Linked DNA regions of Homo sapiens: region 1 is linked to region 2. The links are chromatin loops, found by intact Hi-C in ENCODE. Cell type or tissue: IMR-90. All regions are shown on one strand. Each heading gives the region's core, and the rest is flanking DNA. Links, peaks and the distances in the headings are about the cores only. Region 1 overlaps CTDP1 (CTD phosphatase subunit 1). Region 2 holds the start of KCNG2 (potassium voltage-gated channel modifier subfamily G member 2).

Region 1 (16,782 bases), core at 4,312-12,311, 97 kb before region 2:
TTCACTGGTGGGCCTGCACCGCAGCAGTTGGCTTCTCCAGTTCACTGGTGGGCATGCACCGCAGCAGTTGGCTTCGTCAGTTCACTGGTGGGCCTGCACCAGAGCAGTTGGCTTCTCCAGTTCACTGGTGGGCCTGCACCGCAGCAGTTGGCTTCGCCAGTTCACTGGTGGGCCTGCACCGCAGCAGTTGGCTTCGTCAGTTCACTGGTGGGCCTGCACCGGAGCAGTTGGCTTCTCCAGTTCACTGGTGGGCCTGCACCGCAGCAGTTGGCTTCGCCAGTTCACTGGTGGGCCTGCACCGCAGCAGTTGGCTTCGTCAGTTCACTGGTGGGCCTGCACCGGAGCAGTTGGCTTCTCCAGTTCACTGGTGGGCCTGCACCGCAGCAGTTGGCTTCTCCAGTTCACTGGTGGGCCTGCACCGCAGCAGTTGGCTTCTCCAGTTCACTGGTGGGCCTGCACCGCAGCAGTTGGCTTCGCCAGTTCACTGGTGGGCCTGCACCGCAGCAGTTGACTTCTCCAGTTCACTGGTGGGCATGCACCGGAGCAGTTGGTTGGTTGTCCTGAGCATACCACCAGGGGGTTAAAGTGTTTTCAGGCTGGAAGCATTTGACACCATGGCTCCCTGGGGTCTGTGGAGGTTCTGAGGCAAGGACTTTCCTTGCAGGTCTGTTTACCCAGCAGAGAGGGCAGTAGGGTCTGAATGGTGTGGTGCACGTGGTGCCACGTGGTTTTGAGACGTGCTGGGAACTGGTTTTGTTGGATGACTCGCTCTAGACCACAGTGGCAGTGTTGAAGCTTTCCAGCCACGGCTCTGTGGATGTGTGCAGTGTTGGGAATCAGGCTGGGCTGCCCTTGTTCCTTCTTTACATTCCTCAGACGTTGTGCTTTACAGCCACAGTTTCAGTAACCGCTGCCAGAGCCCCACCTGTGCGTGTTCTCCAGGATGGCTGCGTCTGGGCTCTGGGCGACTGAACCAGGTGCAGAGCGTCAGCCACAGCTGACGACTGCACTGCACTGGACTCCAGCCTGGGGCTCCCACCCCTGTGGCTGCACAGGAGACAAAACAACAACACTTGTTCCTTTGAAGCTGTTTGTTTTTTGTTTTGAGATGAAGTTTCACTGTTGTCACCCAGGCTGGAGTGCAGCGGTGCAATCTCAGTTCACTGCAACCTCCACCTCCTGGGTTCAAGCGATTCTCCTGCCTCGGCCTCCTGAGTAGCTGGGATTACAGGTGCCCACCACCATGCCCAGCTAATTATTGTATTTTTAGTAGAGACAGGGTTTCACCATGTTGGCCAGGCTGGTCTCGAACTCCTGACCTCAGGTGATCCACCTGCCTCGGCCTCCTGAAGTGTTGGGATTACAGGCGTGAGCCACCGCGCCCAACTAATTTTTGTATTTTTAGTAGAGGCAGGGTTTTACCATGTTGGCCAGGCTCATCTCGAACTCCTGACCTCAGGTGACCCACCTGCCTTGGCTTCCCAAAGTGCTGGGATTACAGGCGTGAGCCATCACTCCCAGCCACACCCGGCTAATTTTTGTATTTTTAGTAGAGACGATTTCACCACGTTGGCCAGGCTGGTCTGGAACTTCTGACCTCAGGTGATCCTGCCTCAGCCTCGCTAAGTGCTGGGATTACAGGCGTGAGCCACCACACCCAGCCACTCTGGCTCTTTTGGGACATAATTTTTGACCTTAAAGTTGCAAGAACAGTGCACAGAATTCTCACACCAGCTTCACCCCAGATTCCGCAAATGTTAATGCTTTGCTGAGTTTGCTTATCTTTCCCCATGCACACGCACATTTTTCTGGAGTTGGAGAGTTAGTTGCAGGTGTGATGTCACTTCACCCCTAAATACTTGAGTTTCCTGAAAACAAAGACGTGCTCTTACATAGCACTAATAGTCCTAATAAAGTCCTTTGTAACAAAAGCAAGCCCTGGACCCCACGTGGCATCGCTGGTTGAACCCTCAAGAGTCAGCTCCTTCGTCTTTCTTTCTTTCTGTATCATTGCCTGGTTTAGTAGGACATCCCTCAGTTAGATCGCAGCTGTGCACTCTGGTGAGACTGTCCCAGAGCCTGCGTTTAGTGAAGGTGGTGTCTGTTGTAAAAAGTTACAACTTTTCCTGTTGTAATTCAGTATCTTGAAAGAGATACTTTGTTACCACATAAATACATTTGCACCAAGCTGACCCACATTTTGGGTATCTGTCAGTGATTCCTGCTTGAATCGCTTCATTTCTAGGATGATAGTCCAGTGGTGGTGTTCTCAATTCCAGCATTTCTTCTCCACTTTTTGGTTGACTTTCTGCCGTAAGAACAAATAAGGCCAGGCGTAGTGGCTCACGCCTGTAATCCCAGCACTTTGGGAGGCCAAGGTGAACAGATCACCTGAGGTCAGGAATTCGAGACCAGCCTGGCCAATATGGTGAAACCCCATCTCTACTAAAAATACAAAAATAGGCGTGATGGTGCGCACCTGCAGTCCCAGCTACTCGGGAGGCTGAGGCAAGAGAATCACTTGAACCCCAGAGGCAGAGATTGCAGTGAGCTAAGATCACACCACTGCACTGCAAACTAGGTGACGGAGCGAGACTCCGTCACAAATAAGTAACATGTCTATTTAGCAGTGTAGGCTCATGGTTTCTTATTTAATGGCTTATAATCTGTTATTGTTATTATTTGCCTTGACACAAAACTTATCCCAGCTGTGGCCGGCGGGATCCCCGTGGTGCTGGTTCCCGGCGGCTGAGTCTTGAGGCATTGCCGCCTTGTCTGCATAACGGATTCTAGGCTGCTGCTCTCCTGGCCACAGTCCTGGAATCAGCCATTCTCCAACAAATCCTGCTGCTTCTTGGTGGAGAATGACATTTAGAAACCCAAGGTCTAGGTGCAAAAAATACACTCTTCCCTCTAAATACATTTCTACACTCAGAATGTTGGAACTTAGGGAAGACCCTGGAGCCCTCCTGATCTGTAGAAGGAAGGGAGAAGGTTGGACCCACCTGGAGGCGATGCTCAGAGGTGATGGCGTCCATGGTCCAGGCCCAGCCCGTAGCCCTCTCTGATGTACCCATGCCCTCGGACCTCCCCTGAGAGAGCTGAGAGGCCAGAACCCCACAGAGTTTGGTACTTACTATACTTGTGTATTTTGAGGCAAATAACTTGTTTAGAAGTTGCATGTCATGGCTTTCTCATGGATTTTCTTTAGGACAAACCAGAAAACATTTATTGGTGACTGATTGGACGTTTTTGGGCTGAGCTCTTTGGTTGGGTGTTTTTACGTTTGTGTATCCGCATTCAAGAATCCACAACGTGTCACACCCCTTTTTAAGGTGTGGAGACGTTTCTCTGCCTGGAGCGTGGAGGCTGGAATGAGAGCGTTCAGGGCTTTTCACCCCTGTTTTCTGTCAGCATCTGCAAAGACGAAGTGTAGAAATGTCTCGTATTAAGAAAAGACATTGCTCTCTGCTCCCTGTCTGCACGCGGGTTTCCCAGCCTTTGCACACACAGACATTCTGAGCCAGATGGCCTGGCTGGGAGCATCCTGCATGCTGTGGGTTGCTGAGCAGCTTCCCTGCCTCCAGGTGTGATATCCAGGAGTGTCTCCAGCCACTACAGGAGTCCTGGGGTGGGGGGTGGAGCAGAGCCTGCACTAGAATAAGACAGTCAGAACCTTTCAACCGCAGTACAGAAAATTACGTGACTCCGACGTGGCCAGTATGCGAGTGATTTTCTACGAAGGCCTGTGTTTGGTCACGTTGCTGGAAGCCTGCGGAGTGCTGCCTGCGTGCACTGGGCGCAGGTGCCCTTGGCGTCAGGAGCCGGCCTTGTCTCTGCCACCGGGACCTTGCGTGGTTGCCATTTCCAGCCCTCACCTGCTTCCTACTCGTCTGTCAAGACCCAGCTGTTACAGCTGCTGTGACACTGTTCTAGAAGCTTCCTTCCTCGTGTAGAACTAGGCATCTGCTGTAGTCATCTGCCGGTGGCACCTCCGTCTTGCAGTCGCTCTCGTCTGACTCGTATTACACTGTTGGTGACAGCAGGCAGTGCGCACCCGACTCAGCTTATAGTCAACTTTCTTCAGACCTCAGGCTGCGCTGGTGGCCCAAGGGAGGCTGTTTGTGGGAAGCAGGGCCAGCTTACACTCGCTCTTAGACCTGTGCTGGGGAAGGCAGGTGGCACCTGGGCTTGCTACCAGCCCTTCCTTGGAGCAGGAGGCCCCCGTCCTTTGTGGCAGCCTAGTGTCAATGTGCGACGGGTCACACAGCTTCCCAGGCAGGACTCGGGCTGGGGAACAGTGGACAGCTCCCAGGGTGGACTCGGGGTGGGGAGGAGTGGACGGCTCCCAGGGTGGACTCGGGGTGGGGGAGGAGTGGACGGCTCCCAGGGTGGACTCGGGGTGGGGGAGGAGTGGACGGCTCCCAGGGTGGACTCGGGGTGGGGAGGAGTGGACGGCTCCCAGGGTGGACTCGGGGTGGGGAGGAGTGGACGGCTCCCAGGGTGGACTCGGGGTGGGGGAGGAGTGGACGGCTCCCAGGGTGGACTCGGGGTGGGGGAGGAGTGGACGGCTCCCAGGGTGGACTCGGGGTGGGGAGGAGTGGACGGCTCCCAGGGTGGACTCGGGGTGGGAGAAGAGTGGACGGCTCCCAGGGTGGACTCGGGGTGGGGAGGAGTGGACGGCTCCCAGGGTGGACTCGGGGTGGGGGAGGAGTGGACGGCTCCCAGGGTGGACTTGGGGTGGGGGAGGAGTGGACGGCTCCCAGGGTGGACTCGGGGTGGGGGAGGAGTGGACGGCTCCCAGGGTGGACTCGGGGTGGGGGAGGAGTGGACGGCTCCCAGGGTGGACTCGGGGTGGGGAGGAGTGGACGGCTCCCAGGGTGGACTCGGGGTGGGGAGGAGTGGACGGCTCCCAGGGTGGACTCGGGGTGGGAGAAGAGTGGACGGCTCCCAGGGTGGACTCGGGGTGGGGAGGAGTGGACGGCTCCCAGGGTGGACTCCGGGTGGGGAACAGTGGAGAAAACCTTTGCAGAACACACTCTGCAGGCGTTTGTCAGCCGTTGATCCATTTGTGTGAAGCCCCACTGGCTGGAAGGTGCCCCCCGCCCGCCATGGAGTTTTCTGGGCACCTTGGTGGGTCGTCTGTCGGTCATACCTTTGAGTCTTTCTGGACTCCTCTGTTCCATGCGTTTATGTTGTATGCCTGATAAGTTCTGAAGTCAGGTAGTAAAAGTTCTCTGTTATTTTTGAAAATTGAGATTCTAGGTTTTCTGAACTTCCATATAAATTTCAGAAGCAACTTGTCAATTTCTACAAAAAAACACCTGTTTATTGGTTAAACTAGAGCCACCCCAGATCCTTCTTCATGTTAACATGTTTAGGAGAGATTGGCAAAATCCTCCTAGTTCATATTTGAGGATTCCTTTCCCTCTCTTCCCCTTGCAGGGGGTAGAGCAAGGAGGAGCCCGCGGTGAGCTGGTGTCTTGCATGGGGCAGGGGGTAGAGCGAGGAGCCCGCCGTGAGCTGGTGTCCTGCGTGGGGCAGAGGGTAGAGCAAGGAACCCGCCGTGAGCTGGTGTCCTGTGTGGGGCAGGGGGTAGAATGAGGAGCCTGCCATGAGCTGGTGTCCTGTGTGGGGCAGGAGCTGTGCAGAGTTTCCTTGCAGAAGGCTGATTGCAAAATGATGTCAGCTGGAGACCAGGGAAGCCTGTTAGAGGGGCTGGGGCTCCCAAGTGGGGTTGCTGCCAGGACTGGGGGAGCAGTGCCCAGGGAAAGGACGTGGGGCCATTGGGAGGACTGGGTTTGGGTGTTGGCGGTGGGGCCGCAGAGCCCTGTGGATGGACGAAAACAGCTCAGCCGGGGAGTTGGGGGCTGCCAGGCATCGGAGAGGAGCCTGGATGTGGAGGCCCCGAGTGCGATGGCGGTAGGGACACAGACTCCTGGGCGGGGATGGCCCCTGTGGCCTCAGCAAGCAGGGAGCAGGTGTCCCTGAGGCCTGTGAAGCCTGGCAGTGTCTTTGAGCAGGTGTGGTGACCGGGAGGGAGGATGGTCCAGTGTGGGGTTTGTGCGTTTTTTTTGTTTTTGTTTTTGTTTTTTTTCAGAGATTGGGTTTTTAGGTTAAGTCTCTGCTCATTGGGGCATTTTAGGGCAGAACTCTAATCATTCATTGTAAAGTATTTTGATAAAATTAAGGAAATCATACTTGTCACCTTAGAAAGTTTAACACACTTTTTCAAACAAGGTGTCACTATTTTGTTGTCTGGTTTAAGAAAAAAACCTGATACAGGTTGAGTCTCCCATATCCAAACTGCTTGGAAACAGAAGTGTTTTGGATTTCTGGGTTTTTTTGGATTTTGGAATATTTGCACGTATACATGACGAGATGTCTTGGGGATGGGACGTGAGTAAACGCGGAATCCATTTGTGTTGCACATGCACTGTGTACGCACAGGCCCAGGACCCGGAGGAGCTCAGATTCTTGATAGTCACCGGCAGCCCACTCCATCCCCGAGGGCTCGGAGCCCCGCACCGTGTGTCCTCAGCACCGTTCCTCCTCCAGGGTGATCCGCACACGCCCATCCTCCTCCCCAGGAAGAACTCCCCTCCACTCCCCTCCAGGCTACAGACCCGCCCCTCCCATTCTCCCTGCAGGATGCTGGCTACAGACCCGCCCCTCCGAGTCTCCCTGAAGGATGCAGGCTACAGACCCGCCCCTCCGCTCCCCTGCAGGATGCAGGCTGCAGACCCGCCCCTCCCAGTCTCCCAGCACAGCCTGCCATGGCACAGTGGGCATGGAGGATGTGGCTCCGCCTTGTTTCCGCCTGTGGCCTGATCCTTGCGCCCTCTCGATGACATGGCTGGGGGTCTTGGTGGGCCATGGGGCATCCCGCCTGGAAAGGTCCCATTGACAGATGCAGCTTGGGTGGCTGTCTCATGTCCGCGGGTCAGGGTGGTCGGAGCAGCCCGGCTGGGACGGGAGTGTGGGGGCTGTGAGCACCTAGGGGCGGGTGCTGAGTGCTGGGCGGCCTCATGTCTGCAGGGCAGGGTGGTCGGAGCAGCCCGGCTGGGATGGGAGTGTGGGGGCTACAGGCACCTAGGGGTGGGCGCTGAGTGCTGGGCGGTCTCATGTCCACGGGGTGGGGTGGTCGGAGCAGCCCAGCTGGGACGGGAGTGTGGGGGTTGCGAGCTCCTAGGGACACTGAGTGCCGGGCAGCCTCGTGTCCGCGGGGCGCGGTGGTCGGAGCAGCCCGGCTGGGATGGGAGTGTGGGGGCTACAGGCACCTAGGGGTGGGCGCTGAGTGCTGGGCGGTCTCATGTCCACGGGGTGGGGTGGTCGGAGCAGCCCGGCTGGGGTGGGAGTGTGGGGGCTGCGGACACCTAGGGTCAGGCGCTGAGTGCTGGGTGGTCTCATGTTCGCAGGGTGGGGCGGTCGGAGCAGCCCGGCTGGGGTGGGAGTGTGGGGGCTGAGGGCACCTAGGGGCGGGCGCTGAGTGCCAGGCGGCCTCTGGTCTCATAGCCTTCAGATTTCAGCACTTCTTCCATGGCTTCTGCCAGAAGACCACTGTTTGGACAAATAAAACAGTTTGTGTTTATATAAAACGAACATTACAGTCATTTTGTCAGGAAAATGTAGTTGCATCAGCCTCTGTCTAGACTGGGAATGATATGAAAGTTTTAGATTTTATAAATTCTCTAACGGAAATGTCAGAGGATCACATATAAATAGTGTGTTTTGAGACAACTTTATGTTATCCCCAAGTCTCCTCTTTGGACCAGACATCCTTAGTTTTTTCAGCTGTTCCACGGGTGGCACGGGGGTGGTGAGGTGTGGTGGCGTGTCATTTTTCATGAGAGACACCTGTAGGTGGAAAGTCCTTTCATTTTATAGACAAAGAAATGCCCTCAAGGGGTGATGTCACCTGCCTACAAAGTTATGCAAGGGTTAGTGTAGAATTGGTACAAAAACCTAGATTTTAAAATTCTTACTTGGGGGCTCTTTTGATAAACCAAGAGATTTTAAAGTGTTGTTCCCCTTGTGTTTTTTTGTAGAGCGGTTCTGGTGAGGTTGGAAGGATGCAGCCACCCGGTTGTCATGAAAGGCCTGTGTGCTGAATGTGGCCAAGACCTCACCCAGTAAGTATCCGGAAGAGTGAGATCGCTGCCTGCTGGGGCTCGAGGTGGTGGCCTCCGGGGAGTCCGAGAAGCTGTGCTGGGAACACAGTGAGGCCCTTGGTTTCCCAGCGGCAGATGCAGACGCCTCCCTTGGGCCCCATACGAGTCACACTCAATGGGTTTCCCTGGAGGCAGTCCTTCCTGCTCTGTGACCCCAGCCTCATGCCATTCTCAGGTGTGGTGGGGGGGCATGCTGGAGGGCCGAGACCTGTTTTCTCCTGACTGAAGACGCAGATCGCTGAGTGCCTGGAGCAGCCCCTCCCTCTGGGCCGCTGAGCGCCCCATGCTGGGGGCTGCTTTACCTCTAATGCCAAGTGGGAGGTGCGGCAGCTACTTTTTCTGCGTTTTCATGGTTGAGGGCCTGTTTCTGCTTCTGTGTGACTTTGCAGTTTGTTTTCATGAAGGACTATGGCTCTGTGTGTTCATGAGTGTGGCCACGAGCTCAGTGTTTCCACCAGTTTTCCTGTCTGTGGAGAATGTTTCCACGTTTGCCGACAGAATCAAGTCTGTGCTAAGATAGCAGCGTGTGTCCGTTAAAACATCAGCTAGAATCCTGTCACTTAGAGCCCAGTGTGCATCTGTGCGCAGAGACTCAGCTGAAAGCCCTGAACCTGTCCTTGCACTTGCAGGTTGCAGAGTAAGAACGGGAAGCAGCAGGTGCCGCTGTCCACGGCGACCGTGTCCATGGTGCACAGCGTGCCGGAGTTGATGGTGAGCTCCGAGGTGAGCCGGGCATCAGTGGCGGCGTGTTGGGGAAGCGTGGTGCTCTGAGGAGGGCGGCTGCAGGAGGAGGGTGGCTGCAGAAGCACGGACGTGTGGTTGTCATCGTCGTTACTGAAACAACCCCTCATCACACGGATGACTTATGGGACTGCGGCCTTCCTGAAGCAGGGACGGTTGCCCTTGGTTCTCCACAGACAAGTCTGCCTGCAAAAGCGACTCAGGGCCCCGAGGCTGTGTGACCTGCGTGTCGGGAACACCAGGTGCTGCCGCCGCAGCTGTGAACAGCCAGGCTCAGCCTGGGTTCCCTTGAGCCAAGTCCTAACTGGGGAGGGATGTGACAGCTGCTCATGGAGCTCAGGAGGTGGCCGCGCTGCCGAGGCATGTGCTGGATGACCCGGGAGGGCAAAGCGCATATTGGGGCAGATAATGGCGAGGAGTCGGTGGCCGGGGGTAGGGGCGGGGGGACGTGGTTGGTAGCACCTTGTTGGCTACAGGAGCGGCTGCTGCTGGCACCATTGGGAAGCTGGCTCGGGAGAGTGGGCACATGCAGGGGCGGGTTGGGGGTCCCAGGAGTGTTTGCCTTGTAGCCGACAGGAGAGCCCATGGGGGGTACGCAGGGTGGAGAGGACGGGCAGGTGTTCACGTGCCCAGTTAAGAGTGAGATGGGTTTTTATCTTCGAGTGCTACGCCTCGTTTATGTATTTCAGGAGTTGCTGGGGCACTGTGGGTCAGCGGCTCCGGGCACCTCCTGTGCTTGAGGCAGACACCGTCTCCCCGACCTCGCTTCACCCCGTGGGTGAAAATGCTCTGGGAGCTGAGAAAAACTAGTTTGTGATCTTACAGACTTTCAGGGCTGCACAGTTTTGTAAATAGGTAAAACACTTTCCAGTGTTACGATTTTAGTAAATTCGTGCTTTTAAATGATGGACACCAATTTCAGTCTATCTTTTTATGGGAAAAGCAAAATGCCAGATACAGGATTCTGGGTTTTCTGAATTACCAAACTTTAAACAAATGTAAAATGTGTATGCGTAAACCAAAGCTGGCAAGTTTGAGGGTGAAGGGAGGAGGAAGTACCCCCCATCTTTCTGGCACCTGCCAGCCCTTCCGTGCGTTTCCCTTCGGGGATGGGCACGGGAGGAGGTCCCCCCTGAGCGGGACCAGGATTTTGTTGTGAAGAGTGAGGGCCAGTTACAGTGAGAAAGGCAGCGTGGTGCGTCACATCCCGTGTCCCATGCCGGGCTCCTGATGCCGGGGTGACCGGGCCCTTGTTAGGAGCTCCACTCTGGGCCCCGCGTGGAGGGACACCCCGATGCGCTGTTGCCAGGCCCCCGGGTCTCTTCGAGGCACAAGAATAGGCTGAGCGTGGAAGGTTCTGAGCGCGGGAGATTCTGAGCGCATTGCCCTTACCAGTCTCTGCTGCCCAGCTTGGGCCACCCAGCGTCTCCCAGCCGGCCGACTTGGTTTCTTCATTAATTTTGCAGTTCACTTTTATTGAGCACTCCATACTGTTGAATCCAGCTTTTATAGAAACAACCAGTTTCCCTTCCCCCTCCGTTTTCATTGGCTCATGTATTTAACTGAATTATAAAATTGTGGTCACAAGCGAGGTTGCCGTGACCAGGTTGGTGACCCAGCCCTGCCTCTCGGCCTGTACGGCGCAGTCCATGGAGCGTGGGGGGCTGGAGGGGAACACATTGATATAGTTTTGTGTTTCTCGATGAAATGGAGTTTTACCTTGGATGCAAACATACTGACTTTGTCATTTCTTGTTTCTTTTTAATTGTAGCAAGCTGAACAGCTGGGAAGAGAAGACCAGCAGCGACTGCACCGAAACCGGAAGCTGGTGCTCATGGTGGACTTGGACCAGACGTTGATTCACACAACCGAGCAGCACTGTCAGCAGATGTCGAATAAAGTGAGTGCAGTCAGCATCTACGGACAGTTTCCCAGGAACCGCGGGTCCTAGAATTTTGATTCAGAAGTGTGTTCTCTTGTTTTTTAGATGATTTCCCGTAGGTCAGCCTGGGTTTGGAAAGCAGACTTGCTAGTTCTGGGCGTGGGCCGTGTGTCTGCTGGGCTGTTGGGGAGCATCCGCGGCTCCCGGGCAGACATCCCGACGCCCACTGTGTCTCACGCTTCCTTCCGTGTGTGTGGGAACCCTTTGTGTGCCTGCCCGGCACGATGTCGGAGAAGGCAGAAACGTCCCGAGCCTGTGAGGATGGTGTGGTGGATGGTGCGAGGCGTGTCCTGAGAGGGGCAGTCTTGGTGGGGAGGACGTTGGTGTTGGATGCCTTTATGTTGCTAGGATGTCAAGGGCAGGTGGACGCCTGGGTTTGTGCTTGGGAGAACTGGGCTGGAGGAAAAGCCTGGGTGGGAGGTGACCAGCGTACATTCTCCAGGGGAAACACGGGGAAATGCAGGGTGAGGGCAGAACCCTGTTTAATGCACACGAAACCCTTCCTGTGCCTCAGCTGTGTCCTCAGGATGGAACCAGAGAAGCTGAATTTCTAGACCGAAGGCTTTGAATGTCTGTGCCCAGAGGCTTGCGCAGAGGCTTGTGTCGGCCTAGACGGTGGCCATCAGGGAGGCCCTCACCAACACTGAGTTGTTTTTTAAGTGTTTGCTATTGAACAGTATGTGGACTCTGGCGTTAGATTTGGGATTTCAGAGGCCCATCAGTTCTGACCTTACCAGTTCTAAAGGTTCCTGGGGATCCTGCAGGTCCCAATAGCAGACACCCAGCAGGCTGGAGGATGCACCACGGAGCCGGGCATCCTCCGCTGCTGAATGCCGGGGCGTGGTACCAACAGCTGGGACAGATTGATGACAGTTACACATAAGTCAAATTTGTGACAAGCTTCATCTGGAAGAAGTTTGGTTAAGTTTGGCCTTGTAAGTCAGTCAGGTGGTCAGGGTGAGCTGCACAGACCCCCCAGGTGGCACAAACTCTCGCGTTTTATGCTGTTTGCAGAATGGAGAGAATCGAGTAACTGCCGTGCTGCACAGGAGTTTGTTTAGGGCCGGAATTCAGGTCTAACCCACAAAACAGCTTCTATTTCTGGCTGTGTTAGTCATTTGTGTGTCTCGTGGCATCTTACACAGCAGTCTATTCTTCTGTGCAGTATAAACTGTGACTAGATATTTTCAGATTGCTTCGTTCATACCCGCTACTCTACTCACTAAGGTTTTTTGTTTGTTTGTTTTTGAGACAGAGCCTCACTCTGTCACCCAGGCTGGAGTGCAGTGGCAGGATCTTGGCTCACTGCAAGCTCTACCTCCCGAGTTCACGCCATTCTCCTCCCTCAGACTCCCAAGTAGCTGGGACTACAGGTGCCCGCCACCACACCTGGCTAATTTTTTGTATTTTTTTTAGTAGAGACGGGGTTTCACCGTGTTAGCCAGGATGGTCTCAATCTCCTGACTTTGTGATCCGCCTGCCTCGGCCTCCCAAAGTGCTGGGATTACAGGCATGAGCCACCGCGCCCGCCCAAGGTTTTTTTTTTAATGCCTATTTTCTGACAAACTAGGTATTTTGAAGGATGTAAGGACTTTATGAAAATACATTCTGCACACATATACCTTCATGAGTTGCTGTGGCTGTTTCCTGCTTTTATTGTGCCTTTGAAGTTGGGCATTGAGTGAGTTTTACAGGCACACCTCATTTTATGGTGCTTCACTGATACTGTGTTCACAGGGAGGAGGCTCGGAGCAACCTGGCGAGCACGTCTGCAGGTGCCATTTTCCAGCAGCATGTGCCCCCAGGTGTTGTGCCACGCTCTGGAAATTTCCCGTGTACTTCAGCCTCCTCGTTAGTGCTCTGCTGTTACAGGGAGCTGTAGTCAGTGATCTTTGAGGTCACTGTTGTCATAGTTGCTTCATCAGTGTTCTGTCAGCTATAGGGATTTGTGGTCAGTGATCTTTGAGGTCACTGTTGTCATTGTTTTGGGGTGCCACGAACCACACCCACATAAGACGGCAAACGTAATGGGTAGATGTGTGTGTCCTGACTGCTCCACCAACTGGCCATTCCCTGTCTCTGTCCCGGTGCTCAGGCCTCCCTATTCCCTGAGACATAACAGTATTGAAATTAGGCCAGCGTAGTAACCCTACAGTGACCTCTGAGTGTTCAAGTGGGAGGAAGGCTCACCAGTCTCTCACTTTAAATCAAAAGGTAGACGTGATTATGCTTAGTGAGGAATGCACGCCAGAAGCCAGGAAAGGCTGCAAGCTGGTCCTCTTGCACTAAACAGCCAAGGTGTGAATGCAAAGGAAAAGTTCTTGAAGCAAACTAAAAATACTACTTCAGTGAACACACAGATGATGAGACAGTGAAACAGCCTTATTGCTGAGAAAGAGAAAGTTTTAGTGGTCTGAGTAGAAGATCAAACCAGTCACAACATTCCCTTAAGCCAAAGCCTAATCCAGAGCAAGGCCCCAACTGTCTTCAATTCTGTGAAGGTTGAGAGGGGTGAGGAAGCTGCAGAAGAAAAGCTGGAAACCAGCACAGGTTGGTTCATGAGGGTGAAGGAAGAAGCCGTCTCCGTAACACAAAAGTGAAGGTGAAGCAGCAGGTGCTGTTGGAGAAACTGCGGCAAGTTCCCCTGGAGATAGGCTGAGATCACTGATGAAACTAAACACGCTAAACAACAGATTTTCAGTGCAGACAAAACAGCCTTCTGTTGGAAGAAGATGCCGTCTAGGACTTTCATAGCTGGAGAGGAGAAGTCAGTGTCTGGCTTCAAAGGACAGGCTGACTCTCTCGTTGGAGACTAACTAATGCAGCTGGTGACTTTAAGTTGAAGCCAGTGCTCATTTGCCATTCTGAAAATCCCAGGGCCCTTAAGAATGATGCTAAATCTCCTCTGCCTGTGCTCCATCCATGGAACAACAAAGGCTGGATGACAGCACCTCTGTTCACAGCATGGTTTACTGACCATTCTAAGCCCGCTCTTGAGACCTGTTACTCAGAAAGAGAGATTCTTCTAAGAAATATTCCTGCTCATTGACCATGCACCTGGTCACCCAAGAGCTCTGATGGAGACGTACAGGAGAGGAATGTTGTTTTCATGCTGCTGACACCACATCCACCCTGCAGCCCAGGGCTCAAGAAATGATTTCCAGCTTCAAGTCTTATTATTTAAGAACTACATCTCCTGGCCAGGCGCGGTGGCTCACACCTATAATTCCAGCACTTTGGGAGGACAAGGCGGGTGGATCACGAGGTCAGGAGATCAAGACCATCCTGGCTAATGCGGTGAAACCCTGTCTCTACTAAAAATACAAAAAATTAGCCGGGTGTGGTGGCGGGTGCCTGTAGTCCCAGCTACTCGGGAGGCTGAGGCAGGAGAATGGCGTGAACCCGGGAGGCGGAGCTTGCAGTGAGCCACGATCGCACCACTGCACTCCAGCCTGGGTGACAGAGCAAGACTCCATCTCAAAAAAAATAATAAATAAATTAAATAAATAAATAAATAAATAAATAAATAAATAAATAAATAAAAGAGCTACATCTCCTAAGGCTGGAGCTGCCTTAGAGAGCAATTCTGATGAATCTGGGAAAATCAAACAGAAAATCCTTCTGGAAAGGATTCACCATTGTGACATTGCAAGTGCCACCAGGAACATTTGTGATTCATGGGAAGAGGTCAGAGTATCTGCATCAACCAGGAGTTGGGAAGATGTCGATTCCAACCCTCAGTTCGGAAGATGTTGATTCTGACCTTCATGGATGACTTCCAGGGCTTCGAGACCCCAGCGGAGGAAGGAGCTGCAGGTGTGGTGGAAATAGCGAGAGAATTAGGAGTGGAGCCTGAAGATGACTGAACTGCGGCAACTTCAGGATGAAACTCGAACAGATGAGGAGTTGCTTCTTACGGATGAGCAAAGAAAGTAGTTTCTTGAAATGGAATCTGCTCCTGGAGAAGATGCTGCGAATGTTGTTGAAATGACCAAAAAGGATTTGGAAGATTCCATCAACTTAGTTGGTAAACCAGCGGCAGGGTCTACGAGGATTGCTCCTAGTTTTGAAAGCAGTTCTTCTGTGGGTAAAACGCTGTCAAACAGCATTGCATGCTACAGAGAAACCTTTTGTGAAAGGAAGAGTTGATTGATGGGACAAACTTCATTGTCATCTTATTTCAAGAAATCATCACAGCCACCCCCAGCCTTCAGTAAACACCCCTCTGATCAGTCAGCAGCCATCAGCATCAAGGTGAGACCCTGCGCCGACAGAAAGACTATGACTTGCTGAAGGTTCAGATGGTTGTTAGCATTTTTTAATCATAAAATTATTTTTTATTTTTTATTTTTTAATTTTTTGAGACGGAGTCTTGCTGGGTTGCCCAGGCTGGAGTGCAGTGACACGATCTCTCTATCCTGCAACCTCCACCTCCCGGGTTCAAGCCATTCTTGTGCCTCAGCCTCCCGAGTAGCTGGGACTACAGGCGTGTACCACCACACCCAGTTAATTTTTATATTTTTAGTAGAGACGGGGTTGTGCCATATTGGCCAGGCTGGTCTCGAACTCCTGACCTCAAGTGATCCTCCCGCCTCGGCCTCCCAAAGTGTTGGGATTATAGGCATTGAGCCACCACGCCCGGTGATTTTTAATAATAAAGTATTTTTAAATTAAGTTAGGTACATTGTTCTTTTAGATATAATGCTATTGAATGTTTAATAAGCTGCAGTAGAGTGTCAGCATGGATTATATTCACTGGGAAACCAAAAAATTCATGTGATTCTCAGTATCTCCAGGATAGGCCTGCTGAAGACAGTGGAGTCTAGTTATAATGTGGCTGTTTCTCAGTTGTGTGGTCTGGAAGGTGACAGTGTCCTGATGTAGTGGGGAGGGGGGTCTAAGCATGAACGGTCTGTCCTCTGCCTCCTCAGTAGCAGTAGTGTGCCCCACTTGACATCCAGAGGAGACCCTGAGGCTGGTGCCTGGCCCTACTGCTGGCCCCTCTGAAAGCAATTTCAGGGATCAGAAGTGGTGCTGGCCACAGCTCCCGAAGCCTGGACAGCTGCTGGACTTTTTACTGTTGAGTAATGGGAAAGTTGTTACTAGAACTTCTCACTCCTAAATATTTGACAGAGTAGCTTCTTCATGACGGTCGTGACTAACTTAGAGCTAGAAAAATGTAACTGGGAAAGTTGTTACTAGAACTTCTCACTCCTAAACCTTGAACAGAGTAGCTTCTTCATGAGGGTCGTAACTAACTTAGAACTAGAAAAATGTAACTGAGCTTAAGTCATCTACCTTTTTTTAAAGCCATTAAGAGTAAATATTTTACTGAGAAAATAACAGGATTTAAAGGATCGAAGTTTAGCTTCCTAAGGAAAGCAGACTCATTTGCATGTCGATCATATGTAAGCGAGTCGGTGTTGCTCATTTCACTGTCTACTAAATATGACTTAGAATACTTTCAGCTTTTATGTTGTATATGTAGATGAAAGAAACTGTCTGAAAATCACCCATGCGTTATACCAGGTTACCCGGGAATGTTGATTTCCTTTATTCAGTAGCTCAGGAAAACACTGTCAGCACGTGATGTTGGTGGAGGTCTGTTCCGAGCAGCTGCGGTGGCCTTGCTGTGTAACACGTATCAGCGAGGAAACAAAGGCAGAAGTGACATCAGTGGTTAGCTCATAGTTAGTGTAGGTTGTTACTGTTGGCGTGGTTATCAGGGGTGGTTATGTCCTAGGCGGTCGTTGCAGGTAGGTAGTTACCAGGAGTAGTTAGTGTAGCTATCATCGGTGGTTATGTAGTTATCATAGGTGGTGACTGTTGGCGTGGTTATTGGGGATGGTTATCGTGTAGTTATCACAGGCTGTTACTCTTGGCTGGTTATCGGGGGTGGTTATCCTAGGCGGGTCGTTGCAGGCAGGT
Region 2 (14,414 bases), core at 1,147-9,146:
AGTTGTTTGTAGAAAATATGGAAATTACCAAGAAGCAGGAAGGGGAATCCGAATCCCTCAAATGCAGCGGGGAGACGGTGTGACTTTGCCTCCTGTTCTCCTTCGTTCCTGCTGAGTGTGAGAGGCCTGCTTAGGTGCTGAGAGGTGTGAGGGGCACTAAGCCTCCAGGCATCCAGCAACCCTCGGCCGCGTGTCGCACACATCCCGGGTTTCGGACGAGTGTGAAGCTCACGGAAAAGCCAGGTGGGTTCTCCAAGGTGGAGCCACAGGGGGACAGGAGAGCGTCGGTGACCAGGGTCAGCATCCGGTGAGGTGCAGTTTTGTCCTGCCTTTCACCTGAGCTCCTGAGGGGTGCCCGGTGCAGAAAAAGTCTTCAGAGACCCCCCCAGTGGCCGCGCGCACCACGTGGTTGAACCCCGAAGAAGGCTGAACTCCATCCAAGCCCCTGAGGCCAGACATCTCCACGGTTCCCAGTTTTCCAATACTGCGGAGGTAATGCCTGTTAACGTTCTTGGACCGATACTTTCTCGGCTCTCGTTTATTTCCTTAGGAGAGAATTTCAGAACCGGATAGCCGGGGCAGTTAGAAGATACTTGCCTAATTTTACGGGAAAAGTGTCATTGTTTTAATTTGCATTCTTTAATTATAAGTGAGCTTGAACAGTTTTTTCCAATGTTCGATATTTACATTTTTTGTCACTTTTATTTTAGTCCTCCGCGAAGGAGCCTCTCAAATATTCCCGGAGCACAGGCTAATTTAGAACGTGTTATCCTGACAAGGCGGCCCAGCCAGGGAGGAGACGCCGGGGTCCGCGCCGCGGGGCGGGCGCTTCCCCGGACCCGGGGGAGGCGGGACGCAGGCGAAGGCCGCCCCGGGAGAGCGGGGTCCCGGGAGAGCGGGGTCCCGGCTGTGGGGGACGCGGGCCGAGGCTGTCGCGAAGCCGCTGACGGCCGAGGCGCTCCCGGTTTTCGCGGCGCACAAGGGTTGCCCGAGCGCTCAGAGCAGGGGCCGCCACGCGGGCGCCCGGTCCAACCCGCGGCCTCCCGGGTCCCTCCTAGCGGGGCCGCAGACGCCCGCGAGCCGCGTCCCCGGAGCGCAGAAGATCCCCGCGCACAGCGCAGGCCCCGCCGGCCCGGTGGACCCGCTTGAGGACGCGGAGGGGGCGCGTTTCCTCTGCGGCGCCCGCACGGCCTCTGCCCGCCTGTCCCGCGCTCCCGCCCGGCAGGCCCAGCTCGGACGAGGCTCAGCTGCCGCCCCCGTTGCCTTTGTGGGTTTTTCTGCGGAAGCCCCTTTTCCTCGGGTGGATGGGACCCTGCGCGTGGAACCCCGCACAGCCCCCGCTCCGCCGCGGGCCGCAGGACCCATTCCTTCTCCACGGTGGCGCTGGGGAGGGGCTGCTTCCACCCAGGAGATTCGCGAGGGAGAGAAAACATGCGGCTCACATCCGGACGGCAGCCCCGCCCCGCTTAGAAACAATATGGCCAGTTTGCTAATGAAAGGTGAAATTAATCCATTTCTTCGGAACACTCGGGGTCGCACCCAGGGCGCAGGTGGGTCTGCCCTGTGCGAATGACCTCCGCCCCCCGTTGGCCCCCCGCGCAGGGAACCGCCCCGCCCTTCCCGGCCACCCCCAGGAGCAGGGGCTGCTCTTCCTTCGCCTTTGCTCCTCATGGGCCCTCCCCGGCGGCGGTCGCCGCGTCCCTGTGGGATGCTGTGTCGGCCCGGCTCGGGGTCTCTGGGTTCTGGGGACCGGAGCCCCGGTGGTTGGACAGGGCAGGTGCAGGCCCCGGGGCTTCTCCCACAGACAGCGTGGCCTTTGCTCTGGCAGCGCCCGAGAGCAGCACCGCGCAAACGCCAGCCCAGGCTTCGGGAGGGCGCCTGGTTCCAGCGCTGCACACACTGGGGCGAGGCAGGGTGAGAGAGCACGCACATATATGCACACTCACACATACAGACATGCACACTCAGACTCACACATGCACACTCACACACGCTCACGCACACTCACATGCACGTGCATGCACACACGCACCCACACATGCATGCACGCACACATGCACACAGGCACGCACTCACATGCAAACGCATGCACACGCACGCACACACACATGCACGCACAGACATGCACACACGTGCATGCACACATACATACACCACACCCACATGCATGCACGCACTCATGCACACTCACACCATGCACATGCACGCACACTCGTACACACGCATGCACTCACACATGCACACACGTGCACACACGCACTCTCACACGTGCACGCCTGCACACTCGCACACTCAAGCACACTTGCACACGCACTCCCATCTCACAGACCTGGGCACACAGGCACATACGGGTGTGAGTCAGCAGCACGGGTGGGCTCACCACAGAATCTGAGCGAGGCACCTCCCACGGAACCTCCGTGCCCTCCCAGGATGGAAACCCCACGGCTCCGCTGCTCCCAGGGGGCCCCGCATGCCCCCCGCCGCGGGGGCAAGACGTGAACAGGCCAAGCACTGCCCTGAGCGGCACAGGAGGCCCTGGAGCCCGGCCGGCTCAGGCTCCCCGCAAGGAAAGCAGCCCATCCACGGACCAGGCCTTAGAGCCACGGGCGCACAGCGCGGTGCACACGCGAGAGGCAGAATGAGGAACGGGCTCGCGGGCTGGACGCTGGCGGGGACAGGAGCCTCCACAGGGGCCGCTGCGGGAAATTCCCGGGCCCCAGGCTTTTTGCGCAGGGACCTCGTCTTGTCCTTGGTATTCCAGAGGCCATGACCAGACTCTAGTCTCATAAGAAGTACAGAAATTCCTAAATTGCTCAGAGGTGCCTCCTGTGCCAAGGAAGGGGACGTCCGTGCCCCTCCTTGTCCCGGGGAGCACGGCTCCATGGCGCCCGCTGTGGAGCTGCGGTTCTCACCATGGGCAGGTGCGAGGCCGTAGACTGGTGTGGTCAGACCAGGGGACTCCTGCGTTCACCCTGGGCCCCGGAGACTAGTGATCCCGCTCCCCAGCAGAGCACCGCCAAAAGCCCCGGGTGCCGGAGCTGTCCTGCAAGAATGAACGGGCAGGAGACACAAGAGCGTGGCGGGGCCTTCCGAGGATGCGGTGCAAGGGCGCTGTTAGCACCCACGCGAGGCGGCAGCGCATGGAGGAAGCCTCCCATCGTAAGCGCGTTTCTGCCTGAAATGCACGTGTCCTTATAGGCAGCGGTCTTGCCACTCATGGACGGAGAGGCAGCATATGTTTAAAAGATGAGCACACAAAGGACTGTGCACCTGCCGCGGAGTGGCGTCCTCTGGGAGAAGCTGGAGAGTTTGAAGGGGTGGACAGGAGGCGGGAGACAGGGGAAGACGGAGCTCAGACCTGTAGGGGCTGCTGTGCTGGCCCAGAGTGTCCAGGGTTTGGGAGTGGAGGAAGGAGGCAAGTCTTTTCCAGTTAGGGAGAAACCACACAGACCCTGAAACCCGGTCCCCACATGCAGACCCAAAACCCAGTCCCATCCCAGGAGGCTGGGCCACCACCGTTGTGGGTGCTGAGTCCCTTACTTTCTGCCTCACCCGTTCCACTGAGCCTCTTTCGCGCCACCCTCACTGTCATTTGCAGGAAACACCTGTTCTCTCCATGCACCTGCTCTGATGCACTGACTTGTTACCGGGAAGGTGGCTGCTTCCAAGGCAGGCCAAGATGCCTGCGGCTTGTTATTCGTCTGAGAATGGCTCCTTGCTCTAACGGGGTTTGAGGGACAGACGGGACTGCTTCCTTCCCTCCTTCCTTCCTTCCCTCCCTCCCTCTCTCCTCTCTCTCCCTCCCTGCCCCCCCCCTTCTCTCCCTCTCTCTCTCCCTCTCTGGTTTTCTCTCCCTCCCTCTCATTCTCTCTAGCACTTTCTCCCTCCATTCTCCCTCTGATTCTCCCTCTTTCTCAGTGCTGCCTCCTGCCTCTATGATCTGAACAAATTTTCTGTGGAGATCGAAGTTGGTAGGGGGCAGGGGGTGGCAGCCTGTGTTTTTGGTAGAATTTCAAGCACGTTTTACAGGAGGAGCTGACACTGTCGGGCCATTATCTTTCCTGAGCAATGACAGCAGCACCTCCTGGCCTTGGGTCTTATCATCATATTGTTCCCGAGTGTGGCTTTCAATGCAGCTAATTACATAGGTTGTTGTTTTCTTCCACAGAGTTTTCCAGCCTCTCCAGGGCAGAGGCTGTGTCTGGTGAATGTCCAGGCACTGCAGCGCCTGGCACACGGCACTGGGTAGGTGCTTAACACAACATGTGAACAAATATTTATTGAACTACATAAAGGTAAACCACTCCATTCACAGAAGAGAAATATCTCTGTTGAGAATGTCATGGATGCCACGTAATTGGGGAGCAAAAGGAAGCCCCAGTCACCCACAACCTTTCACAGCACACGGTGCAGGGCTGGACAGTGCAAATAACTTACAGGGGTTTCCTCATCAAATCCAAGGCCATTTCCCAGAACTGTGACAGTAGTGAAATGGAATGTTACATTCACAGCACAAAATTGACAGAGACAGAAAGGACGTCTGCATTCCACTGTGGGTTTAAATGAAACGGTGAGATGCTCGGAGGAAGCGCCGGCTGCTTGCTGCATCAGGAACGTTTCGTAATAGCAAAGGCACTATCGGGAAGCGTTACGTAAGCTGTCCATTAAGGACACTGATTAGGAACGTTCAGAAATATGAAAACCGCATAGCATTGTTTGCTGGCCTCAACCACATGCAGCTTGCTTTCAGCAAGAGGGAAGGAAGTGATCACAGAAGGTGCAGGTCACTGCTGGGATGCCCCCTGGGCTGAGATAACTGAACGTATGAAACTGCTCCCTTGCCAACAGCTCGGTAAGAACGCAAGTGCTCGCGTTACAAAAGAATTTGGCATGAAGAGCTGTTCGTCAGAGAGCCCACCAGAGTCGTGTATACGTTTGAATCCACTTCCAACGTTTTAATTTACACAAATTTCAGGAGCACACTATTAGCCGAGTGGAAGGTGGTCTTATCCTCTGCACCACACGTGGGTCCGAGACCCCAGAGCACAGTCGTCTCCCTCGCCAAGAATGCACTCGGCAGCCAGGGACTCGCAGAGTGAACGTGTGCGGGTTTCAGTGGACCGCTTCCCATCTGGAGCTCAAGTTAAGATGAGGAAGTAGAATCACAGTAAATGAGGAGTTAGGGAATTTAGGGTAGAGATTAAAGTAATGAACAGAGGAGGAGGCCTGAGACAGCTGCAGAGAGACCCTGTGTTCCCTGTGAGGTGAAGCGTCTGCTGTCAAAGCCGGTTGGCGCTGAGAAGAGGTACCGGGGGCAGCACCCGCCTCCTGGGAGAGGGATGGGCCTGCGGGCACCTGGGGGAACCGCACGGACACAGACGACACTATAAACGCGGGCGAGACATCAGGGACCGGGAAACAGAAGGACGCGCGTTTCGAGCAGCTGCCCAGTGGGCCACAAGCCCCGCCACGCCACAGCCTCTTCCCCTCAGCACGCAGAGAGGGAGGCTGCAGATGCCAGAAACGGGCCCCTGTCTCCCATGAACAAGAAACAGAAAAAAAGGAAGAGAGCAGAGAGCCAGGCAGATGTTCAGGAGAATGAACGTGTCCGAAAGACAGACAGAAGCCCGGGGACTGACGTCCGTGGGAGCTCCTCCCGCACTGCAGAAGGTGAGTTCCTGGGTCCCCTCAGTACCACGCACGGGGAAGGCAGCGGGCGGAGGTCGGGAGGGCTGAGGGACACAGGTTTCTCGGTGGGGTGGTGAAAATGCTTTAAAATGGATGTAGCAACGGCTGCACGCGCTGAATAAACTGAAAACCACTGAATGGTGCAACTTAAATGGGTGACTTGTATGGTGTCAATCCTATCTCGGAAAAGCTGCAGAATATATCATCTTATTTTGAAAATCAGCCAAGATATGAAAATTATAGTAAATGTCTAGAAGAAAATGACTAATTTGGAAAATACTAGTAAAGAAAGTAATTTGACATCTAAGTTTATGACAGTACCACCCACTTCCTCATTTCCACCTTCAGTGAACACTTGCGGACAGCATGCTTCAGAGCCCGGCCCATGCCAAGGCCCAAGGACACAGATAAGAAGGTGCCCCTGCCCAAGAGGCTTAGCACCCAAGACAGATAAGCCAGTGGACACAGAGGCTTGCTATTCGTTTTCTTTTCTTCCTTTCTTTCCTTTTCTTTTTTCTTTTTAATTTTTTTCTTTTTTTTTTTGAGACAGGGTCTCTCTCTGTCACCCAGGATGATGTCCAGTGGTGTAATCACAGCTCACTGTAGCCTCCAACTCCTGGGGCTTAAGTGATCCTCCCACCTCAACCTCCCAAGTAGCTAATATTACAGGGATGTGCCATCACATTCAGCCAATTTTTCAATTTTTTTTTTTGTAGTGACAGAGTTGTGCTATATTGCCCAGGTTGGTCTTGAAATCCTGGGCTCAAACAATCCTCCTGCTTCAGCCTCCCAAAATGCTGGGATTACAAGAAGGAGTCACTGTGCCTAGTCTATTTTTTTGAAGAAATAAAATTTCAATTGTAATGTTCACACCAAGGATTTTCCTCTAATAATACATTGGTTGGGATTCAGCAATGTCACCACAGTCAAGAAAGTGGGTCAAGATTTGTCTGTGAAGATGTTTATGGCAGAGTATTTTAAGATAGTTGAAAATTGGAGAAAACATCAATGTCAAATAATAGAGTTTCAGTTAAAGTGTGGCAGCATCCCCAGGATGGAGATCTATTTAAAATGGTGTTGGAAAAAATGAAAAGTGTGTATTTCCTTTTGTGCAGTGTGTATACCCTGCCCAGTGTATATTTATGATGCGATTTTTGTATAATAAACCAAAATTTATTTTTACATAAAAAATGACCAAAGTAGGCCAGGCACAGTGGCTCATACCTGTAAGCCAGCAGTTTGGGAAGCTAAGGCAGAAGGATTGCTTGGGCCTAGGAGTTCAAGACCAGCCTGGGCAACATAGTGAGACTGTGTCTCCCCCAAAACTAACAAAACTCTCTGAGTGTGGTGGCACACCTGTGGTCCCAGCTAGTCAGGAGGCTGAGGTGGCAGGATCACTTGAACCCAGGAGGTGCTATGATCGTACCATTGCACTCTAGCCTGGGCCACAGAACAAGACCCTGTCTCAGAAAACAAAAACAAAAACAAAAACAACAAAAAAAGAGACCAAAGTGTTTCAGTGCCAAAATGTTAACAGGGATAAGTTTGGATGATGAAGATGGGAGTTAGAAGTGATTTATTATTTTCTTATTTGTGTTTTTCACAAAAAGTTCACACATTTTCTACAATGAGCATGCGTTACAGACAAAAAACATCTTAAAGTGTTTGTTCCTTTCCTAAAAGAGAAGCTACAGGAAGGTGCAGGCGCGTCACCTGGGACCTGTGCCTCTGGGATGACCACAGTACAAGAGTGTGTGTGTGAGCGTGCACGTGTGTATGAGTGTGTCCATGTGTGCCTGGATGAATGTGGGTATGAGTGTGTGGATGCATGTGCATGACTGTGGCAGTGTGTGAGTTGCACGGATTGCCAATGTGAGTGTGCACCTGTGTGAGTGTGATTGTGAGTGTGACAGTGAGTGTGTGATTTAGAAAGGGGAGTCATGAGCATGAACGGGAGCGAGTCCCACCCTCTGTGGCCCTGTCCCCGCATCCTTGTATCCTTGAAGCCCATCACCAGTGCTTGCTTAGGACATCACAGTGCAGGGGTCCTGGGACCTGAGCATCTGGAAGGCCCAGCACCCTCAGTGTCTGCCTAAGTCTGCTGTCAACAACAATCAGAAGAAAGGGAACACGTGAAACATCCAAAGTTCAGAGATGGAGCAACAGGAACCATGAACAGGAAGGAGACGCACACGGTGAGGAACGCTGCGGCTTAGGGAGAGGAGAAGAGCACAGAGACGAGTTACGAGGAACACGCACGAGGCCCCGTCCCAGAGACATGGGACCAGTTTACAAGATGACAGCGGGAGGGAAACACATGCGAGGCCTGTCCACATCTGAGAGACACGGGACCGATTTACGGGATCACAGAGGGAGGGAAACACACTTGAGGCCTGTCCACGTCTGAGAGACATGGGACCGATTTACGGGATCACAGGAGGAGAAAAACACACACGAGGCCTGCCCACATCCGAGAGACACGGGACCGATTTACAGGATCACAGGGGGAGAAAAACACACTTGAGGCCTGTCCACATCTGAGAGACACAGGACTGATTTACGGGATCAGAGAGGGAGAGAAACACACTTGAGGCCTGTCCACGTCTGAGAGACACGGGACCAATTTACGGGATCACAGGGGGAGAAAAACACACACGAGGCCTGCCCACGTCCGAGAGACACGGGACCGATTTACGGGATCACAGGGGGAGAAAAACACACACGAGGCCTGCCCACGTCCGAGAGACACGGGACCGATTTACAGGATCACAGGGAGAAGGAAATGGGTTGTACAAATCGCCTGTCAAGGGACGTGTTTCATCCGCATGCTGTGCAGGTGTGAACTGCCCTTGGGCAGGATGCCGCACTGCGTCCTCGCTGTAAGTTCAAGGTCCCATTTTCAAGACTCAGTTTGCAGATGTGTTCAGTGTTTCAGCATTCTGGAAACATTCCAGATTGTGACAGGTTTTGCAAGCACCTAAAACAATGATGATCATTGTTTGTCTGTTTGCCGTGAGCCAGACATGTCCTAGCGTTGTCTCATTTAATTAGTAAAACAGCGAAGTGCGTTCTGCTATTATAGACAAGGAAACTGAGGCACCACGCGTTAGGACCTCGGTCCAGGGTACACAGACCTTCCCCACTCCAGGCTGACGGGGTTCATGCAGCACCACCACCCCCCCAGATTGGTGAACGTTAGCCAATACTAAAAAAAACTTATTAAACAGACCACATTATTTGTTGTCTTTTTTGTGTGATATTGGCAGGTTTACTAGTTCAGATGCCTGATTCATTGTATTTTGATTTCTGAAAGTCTCCACTGACATCCTCCCAAACAAAATGGGAAATGAATCAGCAGGGTGGGCGTGGAGTCGCAGCTGGCGTCCAGGCAGTGCTCGGGGGCCTGGGCTTGCCGGTGTGACCCCTTTTTTTGGAAACATGAATTATGCTGATGACTTGGATGGCCCAGCTCGACTGAGCAGTTGTCCAATGGCTTCAGATGAGAAGGAAGCTAATAAGCTGCATAACAGAATTAAGATTCTGAAACATCTGACAAGGCTCATGAAAAAGTTTAACCTAATAAAAACTACCGAAATAAAATGTACTAGGGACAAATTGTAATATACAAAACCTAGACTTTTAAAGAATCAAGTAACTGAAAATCATGGGGGAAAAAACCCAACAACTGCACAGACCTAGAGCTTTGACTAGCAAGCCAGGGCTGTCTGAAACGTGATGTGGTGCCTGGAAAGGCTGGTGAGCATTTTGGTTGGATCAGTAGATATAGAGTCTGCAAAAGGGAGGTGATGGGCTGACTGCACTCTGCACGGTCACAGCCACCAGAGACTGGGTCAAGGTGCAGGGTCTGAAAGAGGCAGCCAGGGCTGAACTGGACCAAGAAGAACAGACCGAGGTCAGAGAATGCACAGCCTGAGAAACCCTTCAGACCCCCACGTCCAAACCACCAGCTGTAGGGCAACCCCTGCGTTCCAGCACAGACAGCGCAATCTGAGTTATCTCGTTTACTTTTCTAATGAGTGTATTTAACAGGGGCTTCTGAGATAAAGGGGTCCTGGCTGCTTCTGCCTCCTGCAGCTGCAAACGTCCACTGGATCCCCAGGGCAATGTCCCCAGGGGCAGATCTGTTCAGCCTCAAAGGCCTCCGCTAACCACCAGCTGCCCCCCCAAAAAGCAGCCTCTGCCCTTTCAGAGGCAGCAGTGCAGGCACCTCCTGCTCTGAATCCGGTAGATGTTTCCATGGAGAAGAGCCTCCCTTCCAAGACCTGGTGCTCCGGCTGGAGCTGGAGAGGAACATTTCCTTTTTGTGGATGCAAATGAGAAACATCCACTCACTAGAGGCTCCGCTGCGGCTCCAGGATCCATCCCACAGAAGCGTCCGGAGTCCTCACAGCTGGCGTCTCCTGGGGATCCGCTCAACGAGAAGTGCCTTGGCTGTTGACTGAAAACCCACAGTCCTGTCCTTCCAGAGTCTTGGGCCGGGTTCCTCGTCTCTTCCCCTGTACCCCAAAGGCTGCTTTGGAGTGGTCACAGCAGGCAGGAGGCAGCCCGTGCCTCTGGAATGACATTGAGAGTGTTTGTGTGTGAGTGTGCATGCGTGTGTGTATGAGTGTATCCATGTGTGCCTGGATGAATGTGGTTATGAGCGTGTGTATGCATGTACGTGAGTATGAATGACTGGGGTTATGAGAGTATGTGAGTGTGCACCTGTGTGTGATTATGTGTGGCAGTGAGCGTGTGAGTTGCACGGATTGCCGATGTGTGTGCACCTGTGTGTGTGATTATGAGTGTGGCAGTGAGCGTATGAGTTGCACAGATTGCCGATGTGAGTGTGCACCTGTGTGAGTGTGAGCGTGTGTGCCCCTGCCAGGGCGTGCGCTGGTGGGGGCGGTGTGCAGAGTGGGGCCTGGGCCTCCTGCCCCCAAGGGCAGCTGGGTGGGCTCCGTGCTCCCTCCGAGTGGACTTGGCCCCGGCTCCAAACCCAGCCGAGGGTCGGCTCGCTCCTGGGGACCCGCGGATGTCGCGAGGGGGCGCCGCGCCACTGAAGGCTGGGACGGGGGCGGTGCGCGGGGCGGCGCCGGAGTCCGGGATGCCGGCTCCAGAGACGCCGCGCTCCGCCCCGAGGAGGCCGCCGGCCGGGTAAGCGGAGCCCGGAGCTCGCGGAGTCTGGACCGCAGGTAAAGTTGAGCGCGCCGTGGGGCCGGGGGTGGGGGGTCCGCGGCGAAGGAGCCGGGGCCGCAGTGGGCGGTGGGGCGGGGGGCGCGGGCTCCTGTCTGATGGTTCCGCGCGCAGCTTCTTCTCCGGGTGCGCGGTGCGCGCGGGCGCGGGAGGGTCGAAGGGGACCTTGGAATCCCCCTGTTCGGGCCAAGGGGGCGGGGGCGGCTCGGGGCCGGGCGGGGCTGGTGCCTCCCCCTCCCGCTCAGCGCCCAGAGTCCGGGAGTCGAGGGGGGCGTCGGGCCGGAGGCGCTCGCCGGTCTGGCCGCGCCGCGCGCGTGGATGGAGGTCTCGGCCGCGGATCGCCCCGTCTATTCGCGCTGGTCCTGCGGGAGCCCGGGTGAGCCGAAGGCGAGGAAGGGGCGCGGGTCTCGGGAAAACCCGACTCTCCCGGCGCCCGCCCCGGTTCGGTTGGGGGCGCACCCGGCTCGCGCGGAGAGCGGGCGGGGTGTGGGCGAATGCTCGGCGCGCTGCGCCTTTCCCGGTCCCCCTTCTCCCCGGAGATGAACGCCCCACTCCCGCTCGGACACACGGCCGCACCCCTACTCTGCCTCCTCCGACCAGCCGGGGCGCGGCCCGAATTGGGGGAGAGAAGACCCAGCTCCCGCAGCCGCGAATTCTGCAAACCCGGAGCCCATGCGCCCCGTCCTCCGGCCCGGGGAGCTCCCAGCCTTGCCCGCCGAGCGCAGCCCGGGTCCGGACTGTGGTCACTGGGGACGAGAAGGGTCCCTCCTGCGGGGCTCCCGGGTTCGGATGGACGGAGGGGGCGTCCGGCAGGTGAACTGGGCCCGCTCCGCGTCCCGAACGTTCCCCTAAACCCACAAGTCCCGGAGACCCTGGGGCATTCTGCGATTTCGGAGTGACCGGTGGAGCCCCCGCCCGCGCGCCTGGCTCCCGGGGTCTCCCCACACAGCAGGGGCTGCGGGGACCCCCTCTGTCACCTCCTCCAAAGGGTCTGGGAGCAATTCGACCTGCCTGGAGAATTCCAGGAAGTCCTTTCCCTGCGGGAGCCTCATGGGTCCCCCCTTCTCTGCCTGCAGAGACCTCTGGCTTCCGCGTGCGCTCAAAGTGAGCGCCGGGCAGATTGTAAATAATGGATTTTGACCCAGCTGGGAGATCTCAGAGTGATTAAGTGGAGAGGCTGTTCCACCCTCAGCCCTGCCCAGGCAGCTGGGTGACCCCGCGGGCCACATGCCACAGGGGCACGGACTCAGCCCTGAGTGGTTTTCGTTCTGCTGAGAGTCCAGGAGGCTTCCCGAGACCCCAAGCAGAACCGCGGAAGAGGGGACCCTCCTCCCCCACCCCTGTTCTCTGGGATGGTGCAGGGTACACAGCTGGCCTCTGAAGGTTCTTCCTTAGGAATTCCTAGTTAGAGGGATGGGATTGCCGGGCTTTCTTAGGGAATTTGGGGGGCATTGTGGTACATTCTGGGGATGAGGTCACCTTAGATGTCACATTCTCGGGACTATCCACTGTTGCCACAAAGGGTTGCTGTGTCCGCATCTTCCCTGGGGAGAGGTGACAAAAACAACTTCCAGGTCTGTCCAAGGCCAGTGCCAGTTGTTAGATTCCACTTTGCAAAAGTGTGTTTTAAATGTTGAGATTTCGATAATTTAAGGGAAAAATTGGTGTTTTTGTAGGCATGAGAAGAAAAGGAGGGAAGTGAGTTCTCAGCTGCCACAGGCAGGAGGCTGCTCAGCTTTCCCTTTTCAGCGCCTGGCTGAGCCCTGCTTGTGCCAGGCGCACAGGAAGTGTGTGGGGGGCGGGTGGCCGAGCTATGATTCGGGGTTTCTGCCCAGCGTGCGGCTGGGGCTGCATGGCTGTAGTCACAGGTGCAGGTGCCTCCACTCATGGGTCATGCTGGTAGGAACAGGCCGGTCAGAAACGATAGCGTGCTGGGTTTTGCCCTGGTGAAAAGCAGGTGCTTGGGTTCTGAATGTCTCGGGAGGATCTGCGCAGCTTTGTTGTTCTTTTGTCTGATGGTTGGGGGCTGCTTTTCTGGAAGAAGTGGGTCTCAGGCAGGCACCTGGAGGGCAGCGCGAACGGAGGGCTGTTTGTCGTGGGAGGCGCGTCTCTCTGCAGCCCTGGCAGGCGTGGGGGCGGGAGTGAAGGGAGCAGATGGGGCTGTGCCGACAGGCATGAGCTCTGGGGGCCGGGAGGGGTGGTAGGGCCTGCAGGACGAGGACACGCAGGGCATCCAGGGACGGCCACCTGTGTCTGAGTACTGCGCGCCTGTCCACGGATGGGTAATTTTGTAATGAATGGGGATATCTTAGGGCTAACGCTTGGTCAGGGATGTTCTTGGTGGTAAGGAAAGGAGCCATGGGGCCCTTGCTGCCAGTGAGGTCGCTCAGACACAAACGGGTGCTGCCATCAGGTAGCCCAGCCGGTAGGCATGAGTCCAACGAGGGCGGGCATTGACCGAGGTAGTTTAAGACCCCCTTCCTCAGATGAGGCTTGGGAGGCAGGATCTCGGCCCCCTAAACCGGCTGAATCAGAGCCTGCCTCTGACGAGACATGTACCCCGCCTTCCCGTGTGGGAGGCACTCAGGGTCCTTGCTGGTGTCGGAGAAACAGCACTGGCTCCTTCACAGCCGCGGCTTTCCGGCAGGAGCCTCAGCAGTTCCTTCCCCGGGCGGGCGGCGCTGAGCAGACGGGAGGTGGGCTGGTGCCTATGGTTGCAGTCGGCCTGGCGTGTCCTGCGGGCACCCGCAGGCTCTGCTCACCCACCGGCTGGTTTGTAGGGACAGGTCTGCTTGGGGAACCACAGCGAGGGGCACCCGAAGCAAATGTCAAGTCAAAATGGGTCCCCGGCGGGGCCAGGAGAACACCCAGACTCATGGAATTGCTAACAGAAATCTTATCAACAGCAGGTTCAGCCTTTTCACGTGATGGGAGACCATGCCAGGCAGCTGCCAACAGTCTGGCCACGAGGAGCTCCGTGCTGTTGAGGCACTGTGAACTATCAGACAGCCTCCCTCTGCAGACAGCCATGCGGATGTCCGGGGCGGCCAAGAGATGCCGGGCAGGGCTTTAACTGCTGGTCTCTGATCCCCGCCACGTCAGATGAGAGGGTTGAACTGAATGATGACGCCCTGACCTGTGTCAAAATCAGTAATACATTCCCTCAAAAAGAAACCATGCAGTATTTTAATTTGATTATGAGTTTAGAAAAAGGCTAATTGAAATGTAATATAAAAATAGCGCAGAAGACCTTTATGTTGCCTTTGTCAATTAAGGAAGCTGAGACTGTGTGAGAACCGGTACCTGTGAAGGCCTCAGGCCTCGCCAGCTCTGCGTCCTCCTCCCCCGAGGGGATCCTCACATCTCTTAGTCCAGCAGGTCCAGGTCCTCCATCCCTGCTGGGTTTCCTCAGCCGGGGCCTGTGGAGGGGCCACACCTGCCCCGCACTGCCCACCCTTCACCCAGGCCCGGCAAGGAGGGGACGCACATGCTGGGCCCGGGAGCCCTCCGAGGCAGTTCCCAGAGTTTAA

Evidence for each region. A loop is a pair of places that touch in the nucleus more often than their neighbours do. Peaks named below come from ENCODE experiments on the same cell type or tissue, not always from the same donor. Only the 100,000 strongest peaks of a DNase experiment are listed, where the experiment ranks them.
Region 1: it touches region 2 in a loop (8-fold over the local background); 3 of 110 quality-filtered maps call a loop at or near these places.

The regions. Positions count from the first base shown.
Region 1 is chr18:79,687,177-79,703,958 of GRCh38, forward strand. It overlaps CTDP1 (CTD phosphatase subunit 1), which reads left to right. Exons shown (of 13, transcript NM_004715.5): 2 at 8,049-8,132; 3 at 8,801-8,894; 4 at 10,684-10,812. Among named protein-coding and RNA genes, the nearest start is that of CTDP1, 16 kb to the left of the region's middle. RefSeq lists enhancers at 10,627-11,128, 11,129-11,628. In IMR-90, for the core only: no CTCF peak of the experiment used is centred there; DNase peaks (open chromatin) are centred at 7,625 and 11,975; H3K27ac peaks cover 636 bases.
Region 2 is chr18:79,787,132-79,801,545 of GRCh38, forward strand. KCNG2 (potassium voltage-gated channel modifier subfamily G member 2) reads left to right here and starts at 10,807. Exons shown (of 4, transcript NM_012283.2): 1 at 10,807-10,883. RefSeq lists an enhancer at 10,090-10,686 and a silencer at 10,618-10,857. In IMR-90, for the core only: a CTCF peak has its summit at 1,406; a DNase peak (open chromatin) is centred at 4,650; H3K4me3 peaks cover 268 bases; H3K27ac peaks cover 2,008 bases; H3K27me3 peaks cover 337 bases.